Regions from separate parts of the Homo sapiens genome. Here region 2 is linked to region 1. Evidence: chromatin contacts called from ENCODE Hi-C or POLR2A ChIA-PET data. All regions are on one chromosome and are shown on one strand. The core of a region is the stretch at or near the end of the contact, and the rest is flanking DNA. Distances in the headings are between cores, read along the strand shown.

Region 1 (6,057 bases), core at 1,528-4,027:
TACCCAGCAGGAGGGTTTGTGGCTGGAAGTACATGGGCGAACAGTCATTATTAAAATAGCCATTTTTGAAAACGTGTGCTGGAGAGGGACGCATCCAGCCTGTCAGCTGGTCTGCACCCCATCTCATGTGGCTAGACAGCTCGTTGGTTCTCTGGCTCCCTCACAGGCAACAGTGCCATCCACTCCACACCAGCACACTCCTTAACGTGTGCAGCAAGAAAACTGACAGAATGACAAGGACACACACCAATTATTAAATGTCTGGGCTTGTGTTTTTAATGTAGGGGTGACAGTCCAAAGATTGACTTGGCCGGCAGTTCGCTATCTGGCATCCTGGACAAAGATCTCTCGGACCGCAGCAATGACATTGGTGAGTAAGGACAGTGTTCTCGCTTCTCTTTGCAGAGTTAGTAAAGAACCTCAGAGCCTGGCTTGCCTTCAACCAGCATGATGAGAAGTAATAAAGCCATTGAAATGCCAGGCTGGCACCCTTGCTTGGCTTTAGGTGTTACAGTTTTGTAAAGAAGGGAAATGATGGTGCTTTCCACATTAAAACACAATGCCTGGGACCTTTCCCCTCCCTAGGAGAAATTCCTTACAAGATCTAATGAAAAGAAATGATGAATAAGCCTTTTTGTAAAAAGTGGGCATTAGCCCTTATGTTCACAGTTTCCAGTGATTTGTGTATTTTGTGTAAAAAGGTGGATGGATGCAAATGTGAGATGGCAGGGTTCATTGTTGATACAGCACTTTTGACTGAGTTTCAAATGAGCTTTGGTATGGTAATTGCCACTTAGTTCAGAACATGAGTGAGTTTTCCCAAGGTCAGGATACCACCATGTGATAAATGGGAGGGAGCTACAGTCTCTCTGGGTAAATAAAAGTCAGAGGTCCTTTTGGAGGTGTACGTGAGTGGGTGTGAGGCCACCGGTGTGCTGTTAAGGCCACTAGTGGTCTGACCTGGGTGACAACCCTTTTAAGAAGTCCAGATTCAGGGACTAATTTTTTCTTATTATTTTATTTTATTTTTTGACATAAAGGCCATTTAATGATAGAAATATATAAAAATAATCATATTGTTTAGCAACAGGCTATCACATTTCTTGGGAAGAGGAAAATGACCTGCTTTAAGAAAAACTTGCAACCATGTGCAAGTCTTCATTTCAACATATTTTTCCCCATCCACTTAAGCATTTATCCTTTGAGTTATAAACAGTCCAATTACACTATTTTAAAATATACAATTAAATTATTATTGACTATAGAGATGCTATTGTGCTATCAAATAGTAGGTCTTATTCATTCTTTCTAACTATATTTTTTGTACCTATTAACCATCCCCACCGCCTCCCCACCCCAGCCCTGTACTACCCTTCCCAGCCTCTGGTAATCATCCTTCTGCTCTCTACCGCCATGAGTTCAATTGCTTTGATTTTTAGATCCCACAAATAAGTGAGAACATGCAATGTTTCTCTTTCTGCACCTGGTTTATTTCACTTAACATAATGATCTTCAGTTCCATCCATGTTGTTGCAAATGATAGGATCTCGTTTTTATGGCCAAATAGTATAAATTTTTTTTAGCTTTACATCTTCTGTTTGTACCTATCAAGGTCATAAGTTAGCATTCTCTCGTATTCTACATAATATAGAAGGCTGAATTTTAAAATTTACTTTGTTTTAATTGAACTTTTTATTTTGAAGTCATTGTAGATTCACATGCAGTCGTAAGAAGTAATAGAAATCTGTGTACCCTTTACTCAGTTTCTCCCCAATAGTAACATCTTACAGAACTATAGTACACTGTCATGACTAAGATATTGACATTGATATGATCCACCAATCTTACTCAGATTTTCACAGTTTTACTAGTACTTCTGTGTGTATTTCGCTCTATGCAATATATATATATATATTTTTTTTTTTTTTTTTTTTTTTTTTTTTTTTTTTTTTTTGAGATGGAGTCTTGCTCTGTCACCCAGGCTGGAGTGCAGTGGTACGATCTCGGCTCACTGCAACCTCTGCCTCCCAGGTTCAAGCGATCCTCCCACCCCAGCGTCCTGAGTAGCTGGGACCACAGGTACATGCCACCATGCCTGACTAATTTTTGTATTTTTTGTAAAGGTGGGGTTGCACTATGTTGCCCAGGCTAGTCTCGAACTCCTAGGCTCAAGCGATCCTCCCACCTTAGCCTCCCAAAGTTCCGGGATTACAGCTGTGAGCTACCGCACCCAGCCTGCAATTTTATCATACATGTAGGTTTGTGTATCTACCACCAGTCAAGACATAGAACATTTCCATCACCACTAGATCCCTTGTGTTACTCTTGTTAAGCCACACCCACCTTTCTCCAGCCCACCCCCTTCCCTAACCTCTGGCAAGCACTATCAGGGATTGATTTGACATGGAAGATAGCTTTCCAGCATCATCTGCTTGGGCCACTCACTTTAGAAACAGATGTGCGATGGTTGGCAGGCCTTGTAAGAGCACTAGAGCTCTCAACATGAGCATTCTGCTCTCCTGCTGCTGTCCCTCTGTTTGGGTGCTGTTTTCCTCTGAATCTGCTGATAGAGTTGCATCTTTGCAACTGCTGACCTGCAGTCTCTGGTCTGATCTCATGCAGGCTTGGGGCTAGGATGTGTGACTGTGACTGTTAATGCCAAAAGTACTTCCCCTGTTTCCACAAGCTCGTTTACATCCTCAGCCCTTGAGAAGCCCAGTCAGGAAGCATAACCTGATAGCTTGGGCTGATGCAATAACAGAAACTCTGGCCTGCTGTAGCTTTTGTTCTGCTTAAAGTGCAGGCAGAGCAGAGCAGAGCAGTAATTGGCTGTGAATGAAAGGGGATTGTCAGAATGAGCCTAAGTTCCGGTTCTACCACCGCAGTTTCGTATTTGGGCCCTGTTTTAAGCCAGGGTGGCTGGTTGGTGAAGGTCATGTGCGACCTCAGGAGGCTGTCTTGTCACCTCCCTCATGTCAATAGGAAGGGAGGTATTCTCCCTCCTCCAGAATATACAGGATAATCTGTCTTGCTTGCTAAGAGCATTCACCTTTGACCTTTGCATTCTTTGGGTCTGGAGATGTCTATGATCGCTATCATGAAAATATGAATCACATGTTTTTCAGTCTGATGAGCTAGTGTGGAAATATTGGGGGTATTGATGGGGGGGCGGGTTCACCTATAGAAGCTTTTCATGCTGTGGAAACTAAGCACAGTTGCATATATTTGGGAGCCCAGAAATAGAGTACTGAGGTTTGGTTTTCTCTCTCTCTTTGCCACAGAGACATTAATCCTAGAAGGCTATATCTTCTCAAGTTAATGGTATTTTTGTTTTGAGATAGTCTTGCTCTGTCACCCAGGCTGGAGTGCAACAGTGCAATCATTGCTCACTGCAGCCTCTAACTCCTGGGCTCATGCAATCCTCCCACCTCAGCCCAGGAGAATCGCTTGAACCCGGGAGACAAAGGTTGCAGTGAGCCGAGATCACACCACTGTACTCCAGCCTGGGGAACAAGAGCAAAACTCCATCTTAAAAAAAAAAAAAAAGGTCTCCAAAACCTAGTAATCATTTTGTAATGTAAAACGTCCCCTTAGGGTGTTAAATGTGTGTATTGTTGTACACCATTTTAAAAAATCAAGGTCCACCTGGACTTTGATCTGTAGCTGATTACAACCCTGGTGAAACAATAATCCCAAAGCGTTAGAAAGGATTAAGAGTGTTTTGTAAGCATGTTTGGGGTAGAACATGCCTTTATAACTTTTAATCCTCGTTGAGGTACAGTGTGAGTACAGGAGCTGTGTGTGGAATATCCTTGTGTTAGAATCATTCTGCTAATATAGTGGAGAACAAACCCTCCCCCTTCATCTCCCCTCTTCCATCGTCCTGAGGTTCTAGTGTTGAAATAAGAGCAGTGAGAGCAAGCAAGAGTAAGGAAAGAAAGAACTAATATTCACTGGGTGCCCACTAAATGTTTTGTCTATTTTTTTCTCACCGTCCATAGCCCTATGAAGGATGTGTAATGACTCATGTTTTTACAGTGAAGGAACAGGGAAGAAAGCAAGCTGGGGAAACTGAGCAAGATTATCTGGCTAGTAAGAAATTGGAGTTGAAGGCCAGGCGCGGTGGCTTACACCTGTAATCCCAGCGCTTTGGGAGGCCAAGGCGGGCAGATCACCTGAGGTCAGGAGTTCGAGACCAGCCTGGCCAACATGGTGAAACCCTGTCTCTACTAAAAATACAGAAATTAGCTGGGTGTGGTGGTAGGCGCCTGTAATCCCAGCTACTTGGGAGGCTGAGGCAGGAGAATCGCTTGAACCCGGGAGGCGGAGGTTGCAGTGAGCCAAGATTGCACCACTGCACTCCAGCCTGGGGGACAAGAGCGAGACTTCGCCTCAAAAAAAAAAAAAAAAAAAAAAAAAAATTGGAGTTGAAGCCAGGTCTCTCTGACCCATGAGCCCAAACCTTCTAGGTCCACATCAGCATTTCTCAACTGCTCTCCCCAAGGGGACATTTGGCAATGTCTGGAGACATTTTTGACTGTCACATCATAGGGGTGGGGGTGGAGATGCTACTGGCATCTAGTGGATAGAGGCCAAGGATGCTGCTAACCATCCACCAGTGTGTAGGATAGCCCCCACAGACAACAAAGAATGACCCAGCCCCAAATGTCAATAGCACCGAGGCCCAGAGAGCCCAGTCTGTGTTAGGAACAGGAAGAGGACAGGCTTCCCCTGCAAGTGCAACTTGTGTTCCCTGGAGTGGCCTGTCTCATTTCCTGAGAATCTCTATAAAACCTAGTTTGAAAATATTTCATATACAAAAAAGTAATTATATTTGAAGTAATTAAACATCAACCAAGGACATGACTGTGACCTTTGTGAGAGAGAAAGAGGAAGGGGGGGGAGAGAGAGAGAGAGGCGAGAGAAGAGAGGGGAGAGGGGCCATCTTAAGGCTTGCAGCAAGTGAAATGATACCATTTGAGTCTGATTTCAAATAGAAAGAGTATTGGATTTGTGATTAGATATTTGCCAAAGATCAACTACCCAGTGTTTAAACGGGTATTACATAAAAGGACAATAACAAATTTGATCAATACTAAGTTCTAAATCTGTACTCTGTATGGTAAAGTTATACAGGAGAGCAAGAGAGAGCAATTGTAATAGCGACCATTAACACAACATTTTTGTGAATGTGACACCAAATGTCTACAAACAAGTGATTACATTCTTACCTTATTTTGCAATTTCTACCTTTCATGATAATAAATCACTTCTAAGGGTTTCTCATACAAATTTTGAGGAAAAATTCAGATCTCCTGACTTGGGGCTATTGGTTTTTCTGTCCTGTTTTTAAAATACATATTTTAAACTTCCCCTTTTGGAGCCAGAGAGCCAGTTATTGGTCCTTGCAGCATGTCAGATCATTGAGCAATTGCTCAGGTTCAATAAAACAAGATATACTGTGTCCTGCCTGCCATTAAAAAAAAACAAAAACCCATGAATGACACTTGGAGTGTTCCAGATTGACTACTGGCTGAGCGTGTGTGTGAACAACAGCCGCGCCTTCCAGCTCTCTCGGGATTAGTTGCTCAGACATGAGAACTTTCACTGAAGAGCCACGGCTGGCTCCTACAGACACTGTCTCCTTACTGGCAACCTTCAGACACAGCCTTTGGGACCAAGGACATGGTTGATGTTACCTGTGCTGAAGAACAGGAGATACGGTTGCTACTGGTCTACAGTCAAGTCTGCATATGACGGGCTGCGGTGCCCATGTGTGGACGTGTGCAGCTCCGGTCCCTATCTAGGGACACAAATCGTGATCAAACTTAAATTTTTGTCAGGAGTAGCTGAAAAGCACTATACATTTCTCAAGTGTGATGACAGAAAGCAAAAGAGATTGTGCTGAGGGTCAAACGCTTTATACAAAGGAAGTGAAACAGGTTGCGCTTCTGATTGATGGGTTTTTAACCCAGGCAATCCTCTGAGCATTTTGGGTTCCTTCCTCGAACTTACAGAGGCGTAGCTAATTCAGAACAGCTTCTGTGGATGGCCTTC
Region 2 (6,136 bases), core at 1,678-4,177, 420 kb before region 1:
AGTCAAAATAGAGACAGAAATAATGCTTTAGAAAGCCATATCAGTATCAATAAAGCAAACTTGAGGTCTACTGGAAATGCTGGAAATGGATGAAAGACGAAAATGATAAAACAGGCCGGTGCGGTGGCTCCTGCCTGTAACCCCAACACTTTGGGAGGCCAAGGCGGGTAGATCACTTGAGGTCACAAGTTCGAGACCAGCCTGGCCAACATGGTGAAACCACGTCTTCACTAAAAATACAAAAAGTAGCCGGGCATGGTGGTGGGTGCCTGTAATCCCAGCTACTCAGGTGGCTGAGGCAGAAGAATTGCTTGAACCTGGGAGGCGGAGGTTGCAGTGAGCCAAGATTGCATCATTGCACTCCAGCCTGGGTGACAAGAGAGAGACTCCGTCTCAAAAAAATAAATAAATAAATAAAAATAAAAAAATAAAACAGAGAACTAATACAGCTAATTGCTCTTCCTAAAAGAGAGATTAGAGCTAATGGAGCAGAAACAATTCTTGAAGATAGAATGGAAGAAAATGTTTCTGAATTGAGGCCATATATATGCAGGTGAAAAAGGACTCACACCTCTTAACCAGAAAGAAAAAGCATTATTTATTCTTACATTACAAAAACTTTAGTATGACCAGAGCATTGTGTACAAGGGGAAGAGAGGCTAGAGTTTGTATGCTGTTTGAAAGCATGTTCCCTGCCAAACAGGAAGCAAAGTCATATATGAAGAAAGGAAAATGATCATTTGCATAAGGCTTAAAAAGAGTGGTAAAAGGGTTTGTAACAGCAATTATTGGAAAAAAGATCACATAAAAGGGTCACATAAAATGATTACAAAGTGCTATCAGGCTCTCCACTGTGGTGGGCATCCACACATTTGTAGTGGCATCATTCTTTGATAGTTGTGTGGCTTTCTCCCCGCCCAAGCAGTGTTTGGAAATGTAGACGTAGGAATGGAAAATGCAGACTGGAGTTTTAAGTGGTAGTTTAATGTTAGGACAAGTCAAAGGGCAAAGCAGGGGGCTCTGCTTACAAGAGTGGTTGAAGGCTGGGCACAGTGGCTCCTGCCTGTAATCCCAACACTTAGGGAGGCCGAGGCAGCAGGATCACTTGAGCCTAGAAGTTCCAGAACAGCCTGGGCAACATGGCGAAACCCTGTCTCTACAAAAAAAAATTTTTTTTTTAATTAGCTGGGCATGGTGGTGCACGTCTGTTGCAACAGCTACTCTAGAGGCTGAGGCAGGAGTGTCACTTGAGCCCAGGAGTTTGAGGTTACAGTGAGCTATGATTATGCCACTGTACTCCAGCCAGGACCACGACCAAGTGAGACCCCTGACTCTTAAAAAAAAAAACAACAAAAAAAGGCCGGGACGCGGTGGCTCATGCCTGTCATCCCAGCACTTTGAGAGGCTGAGACAGGCGGATCACTTGAGATCAGGAGTTTGAGACCAGCCTGGCCAACATGGTGAAACCCCGTCTCTACTAAAAATACAAAAATTAGCCGGGCATGGTGGCGCACACCTGTAATCCCAGCTACTCAGGAGGCTGAGGCAGGAGGATCACTTGAACCTGGGAGGCAGAGGTTGCAGTGAGCCGAGATCGCACCACTGCACTCCAGCCTGGGTGACAAGAGCCAGACTCTATCTCTAAATAAATAAATAGGCCGTGCGCTGTGGCTCACGCCTGTAATCTCAGCACTCTGGGAGGCTGAGGCGGGAGGATCACCTGAGGTCAGGAGTTCGAGACCAGCCTGGCCGACATGGGGAAACCCTGTCTCTACTAAAAAAAAAAAAAAAATTAGCCGGGCATGGTGGCGCAGCCTGTAATCCCAGCTACTCAGGAGGCTGAGGCAGGAGAATCACTTGAACCCGGGAGGCAGAGGTTGCAGTGAACCGAGATCACACCACTGCACTCCAGCATGGGTGACAGAGATTCTGTCTCAAAATAAATAAATAAGTAAAAATAAAAAAGTGGTTGTAGTCAAAGGCTATGGGTTTAAGTTGGGTAGTGGGATTTCAACATTTAAGGTTTTAGAGATGGAGCAGTATCAAGTGATGAATATCTAGATTTTCTAGACTACGGGTGAACAAAGTAGAAGTAAAGGTCATTCGGATTGAGGAACTGAAGGAAACCAGGCTGGGTTGTGGATGTTGGATTCATTGGGAGGATGGCAGTAAATCAGATGGAGAGGAAAACTAATGCCAGACAGTCAGTAGGTGACAGTGACAAGGGAGGGCAAAAGGTGTTACTACCAGATGGCACAGAGCCTGAAAGAGCTATTTCACAAGGGGAAGAAAGAATATCAGTGTCAAGCGGAAAGCTTCAAGAGTGAAGAAGACACACTACCTTTGAGGCTGGTGCATGGAGTGTGGGAGGGGAGAAACCAAGCGAGTAGACAGAGATGAGGCAATCTTTTGAATTGGATGACGGATAGATGTTGGTACCATCCGACCATTTGGGAAGTCCAGAGGGGAGGCTTTGTTTTCCGGGAATATGCTTAATTTGAGGAGTGGGAAATGGATAGAGGGTAGGTGAATGGTTAGAGATCTGCACAAAGCTGGAAGGCCCACGGGATCAAGTTCTGCCCATGACTGAGGGGTGACCTCCAATCCCTGGGCCTTAACCCCCAGGATCCCTGGACCTGGAACGCCCATTAGGTCCCCTCCTTTCCGGCGAGAGGGCGGCAGAGGGCGCAGGCGCTCTAGCCGGACCCGGCGGGCGGGTGGCAGAGGGCGCAGGCGCCCTGGACAGAGCGGCCGCAGTGGGAACGGCCGGCAGGGGGCGCAGCGCTCTGGTCCGAGAAGCCCGGGCGGGGCACCCTCGCCGGGAGAGTAGAGGATAGGGGTCGGCTGGAGAACGGGCCCAGTGCGAGGCCGCGAGCAGTGGGCGGGGCCGGGGTGGGGGCGGGGCGAGGCGGTTCCGGAAGGAAGTGGTTCCGGGTCCCGCGGCCCGGCAGAGGTGGCTGGGGTGTCGCTGCTGTGGGAGGCGGCGGCAGAGTGAGGGGCGAGGCCCGAGGGGCCGGCGGCGGCGGCGGCGGCGGCGGCGGCGGCGGCGGCGGCGGCGGCGGCGGGGGCTTCCCGGCCGGGTGAGCGGCTCGGGGGGAGGCGGGGCGAGGAGGCCTGGGCCCGCAGGGAGGGCGTGTCCGCCACCCAGGAGGGGCGGTTCTCGGGGTGGCGGATGGGGCAGCGGGGAGGATGCGGCGGTCCGACTCGGGTTCTGTTGGGACAGCTCCTCTGCGCCCCGTAGGTCCCTCGGTCAGCGCCTTCCCTTGGGCGCGGCGACCCGGCGCGGGTTTCCAGGGGACAGCTGCCCGGCGCCCCTGAGGTCCCTCGACAGGCACGGCGACCCGGGCACCTGCTGCCGCGACCCTGATCCTCCGCCGTCGTCGGGCAGGTTGCGGTCCCCGCGGTTCCCTGCATCTGTTAAGAGGGCGGGGGCCGGGAAGGCGGTGTCCGGGGACGGTGCCCTTGTCCTCGAGGCGGCCCTGGACGCGTCGCCTGCGGGGCCTGAACCGAGGACCCCCCCGTACCCCGCTTTGTCCTGGTGAGGCGCTCCTGCCGCGCAGCGGCATCTTCCTCTGTTAACGTCGAGAATGAGTAGTGAAGGCTGCTCATTATCCTGCATTGTAAAGTAAAACTTGTCTTTTTAGAAGCGTCTCCTGAAAATTGGCGCATCTCCTGTGCTTCTCTGGGTTGTATTGGGAAACTGGGCCAGTCGCTGTCAGGACTGTCCTGTTGGTAGGTCTCGAGGGAAAGAAATGGGAGAGAAACCTACCCCGTAAATATTTTCCTACTCAGGTGCTTTTCGAACTACCTATTAGGTGATTGCCTTTTTTTTTTTTTTTTTTTTTCCTGGAACAAATTACAAACTGCAGGTAGAAATCAGGAAGGCCTCTTTAGGCTCCTCGCCAGGCAGCCTTTTTAGCATTTTTCTGAATGTGAACAGGTCCAAACGACAGAGCAGAATTTGAAAAGAAAGGTTTTGCTGCAGATTCATAACGAGGACTTTATTTTTCATTGGTATTTTAATGGTAATGGTATAGCAATGTTTTATTTTTAATGTTTTTTTTAAATGGCTACTAAAATTTTATTTTGAAATCACAGCTGTTTCAGTCACCCCCAAGAAACCTTTAAAACGTCTTATTAGAAACATTTTTATATATAGGAACATTTAGCCATTTATACACATTTCTAAGATAGAAATCACAATGAAGATACGTTGTTTCACTATTCCAAGTTCCAAGTAACCATGGTGAATATGGTTTCCCCATTCCAAGTAACCATTGTGAATGTGGTTATACACCTCCAGTCTTTTTCTATGCAGAGCTTAATACATGAGTTTTTCTAAAGTGAATTCTCTTTTGTAATTATCTTTTTCTGACTAGATAGCATGCCATTATATGGCTGTAATATTATAATTTATTTCATTGGTCATTCTCAGTTCTTCCCTATTAAAATACATTGTTGGGTAAATGTAAAAGTCCGCATATCTATGATTACTTTCGAATCTCACTCTGTCGCCCAGGCTGGAGTGTAGTGGCACGATCTCGGCTCACTGCAACCTCCACCTCCTGGGTTCAAGTGATTCCCCTGTGTCAGCCTCCCGAGTAGCTGGGACTACAGGCGTGTGCCACCATGCCCGGCTAATTTTTGTATTTTTAGTAGAGATGGGGTTTCACCATATTTGCCAGGCTGGTCTCAAACTCCTGACCTCCAGCGATCTGCCCGCCTCGGCCTCGCAAAGTGCTGGGATTACAGGTGTGAGCCACCGCGCCCGGCCCATGATTACTTTCTAAGTGTACATTCCTAGATGATAGAATTATTGGGCAGAGTATGCACATAAGGGTTTTTTTTTTTTTAATGTGAATTGCTCAATTTCCCTCTGGAAAGGATATGCTGTTTTGCACTCCTACCAACAATCTGTGAGTGTCCTTACCCACACCCTAGCAAAAGGCAACATTTAAAGGGATTTCTATAGGAATACTTTTGAGCCATACTTGTACTCTCCAACCAAGTACAACTACCCCTCTCTAGTCATCACTTTTTTCTTATTTGTTGATAGCACTTCAGCTTCTCATCTTTTATTGCGCCTTTACTATTTTGGTAAAGAAAGCTTATCTAGGTGAGGCAAAGGCGTAATAGAACAAACAAGAGATTTAAAGTTAGGATCCCCTTGAAATCCAGTATATCTGATTATCTTGAACAAGTCACTTAACTTTTCTAAGGTACTCTTTCCTCAGTGATGCATTAGGGGTTATAATACAGTTGCCTTACTTTTCTTAAGGATTATTTTAAGGGTCAGTTGAAACATTCCTGGAAAGTACATTTAGACACACTTTGTCTTGTTGGTATTTTTAAAAATTATTTTTAATTTATTATTTTTAAATAGAGACAGTGTCTCACTATGTTGCCTAGGCTGGTCTCAAACTCCTGAGCTCGAGCGATTCTCCTGCCTTGGCCTTGCAGAGTGCTGGGATTACAGGCATGAGCCACTGCACCCGGCCATGTTATTACCATCTGGTAGAAATTTCAGAGCACAGAAGCATCTTGAGGTTCATACATTTTTTAAAGTAAATACCTTAATTCAAAAGGCTATTCTCTGATACCCTTTGCCCCCATACTCTTTCACTCCTTAAATTTGAAGTTTTTTGTTTTACTGCTGCCCTAGATTATATTCAAAACTTTATCAGGGTTATGAAATTAGATGAGTGAATGAATCTGCACAAATGTTGAAGGAGCAAATATTTAAAAGCGCTATATAAAGCTGAGAGGGACAGGTATAACGCTAAATAAAACACAGTACTTGGGCTCATGATAAATAAAACATGGTCTTTGTGCCCTGCAGGCTACATTATCCAGGCAGCAGAGGGCATAAAAGCTGCTTTCCAAATTTAGATGGCAATTTTAGATGTGATGCCTGATGTCAACTATTCTCAAGTATGCTAAAGCCCATTTCTGCTGACCAAGCACCTGAGCAAGTGACCGGGCAGCCTCCACAGGGTCATCTTTCTGAAGGTAGGATTCGCAAGGTGAGGAAGTGGTAGTATTATAGTCCAAGAACCTGGGTTCTACTTTCAGGTCCTCCACCTGGGGCAGATCAGTTAACTTTTTTGAGGCTGGCTTTATTCACTCGTGAAATGGA

Evidence for each region. A loop is a pair of places that touch in the nucleus more often than their neighbours do. ChIA-PET counts read pairs that join two places held with the same protein, here RNA polymerase II (POLR2A). Pooled maps may share reads with other maps.
Region 2: a pooled map shows a loop between it and region 1 (6-fold over the local background). The contact joins the promoter of BCLAF3 here to the enhancer-like site in region 1. A Hi-C loop is called at or near these places in 1 of 37 single-sample maps with no recorded cell type and 8 of 50 pooled maps. POLR2A ChIA-PET finds 5 or more read pairs at or near these places in 4 of 52 experiments (GM10248, activated T-cell and endothelial cell of umbilical vein).

Annotation. Positions count from the first base shown.
Region 1 is chrX:19,563,416-19,569,472 of GRCh38, reverse strand. SH3KBP1 (SH3 domain containing kinase binding protein 1) reads left to right here. Exons shown (of 18, transcript NM_031892.3): 13 at 285-370. Among named protein-coding and RNA genes, the nearest start is that of MAP3K15, 51 kb to the right of the region's middle. Within about 2 kb of position 2,777, at least 7 of the 41 ENCODE cell types and tissues checked have a DNase peak (open chromatin) inside an H3K27ac peak, as active enhancers do.
Region 2 is chrX:19,987,852-19,993,987 of GRCh38, reverse strand. It overlaps BCLAF3 (BCLAF1 and THRAP3 family member 3), which reads left to right and starts at 2,927. Exons shown (of 12, transcript NM_001367774.2): 1 at 2,927-3,080. LOC729609 (a long non-coding RNA gene) reads left to right here and starts at 4,209. Exons shown (of 2, transcript NR_024440.1): 1 at 4,209-4,302. RefSeq lists silencers at 2,585-3,014, 3,055-3,104, 3,175-3,544.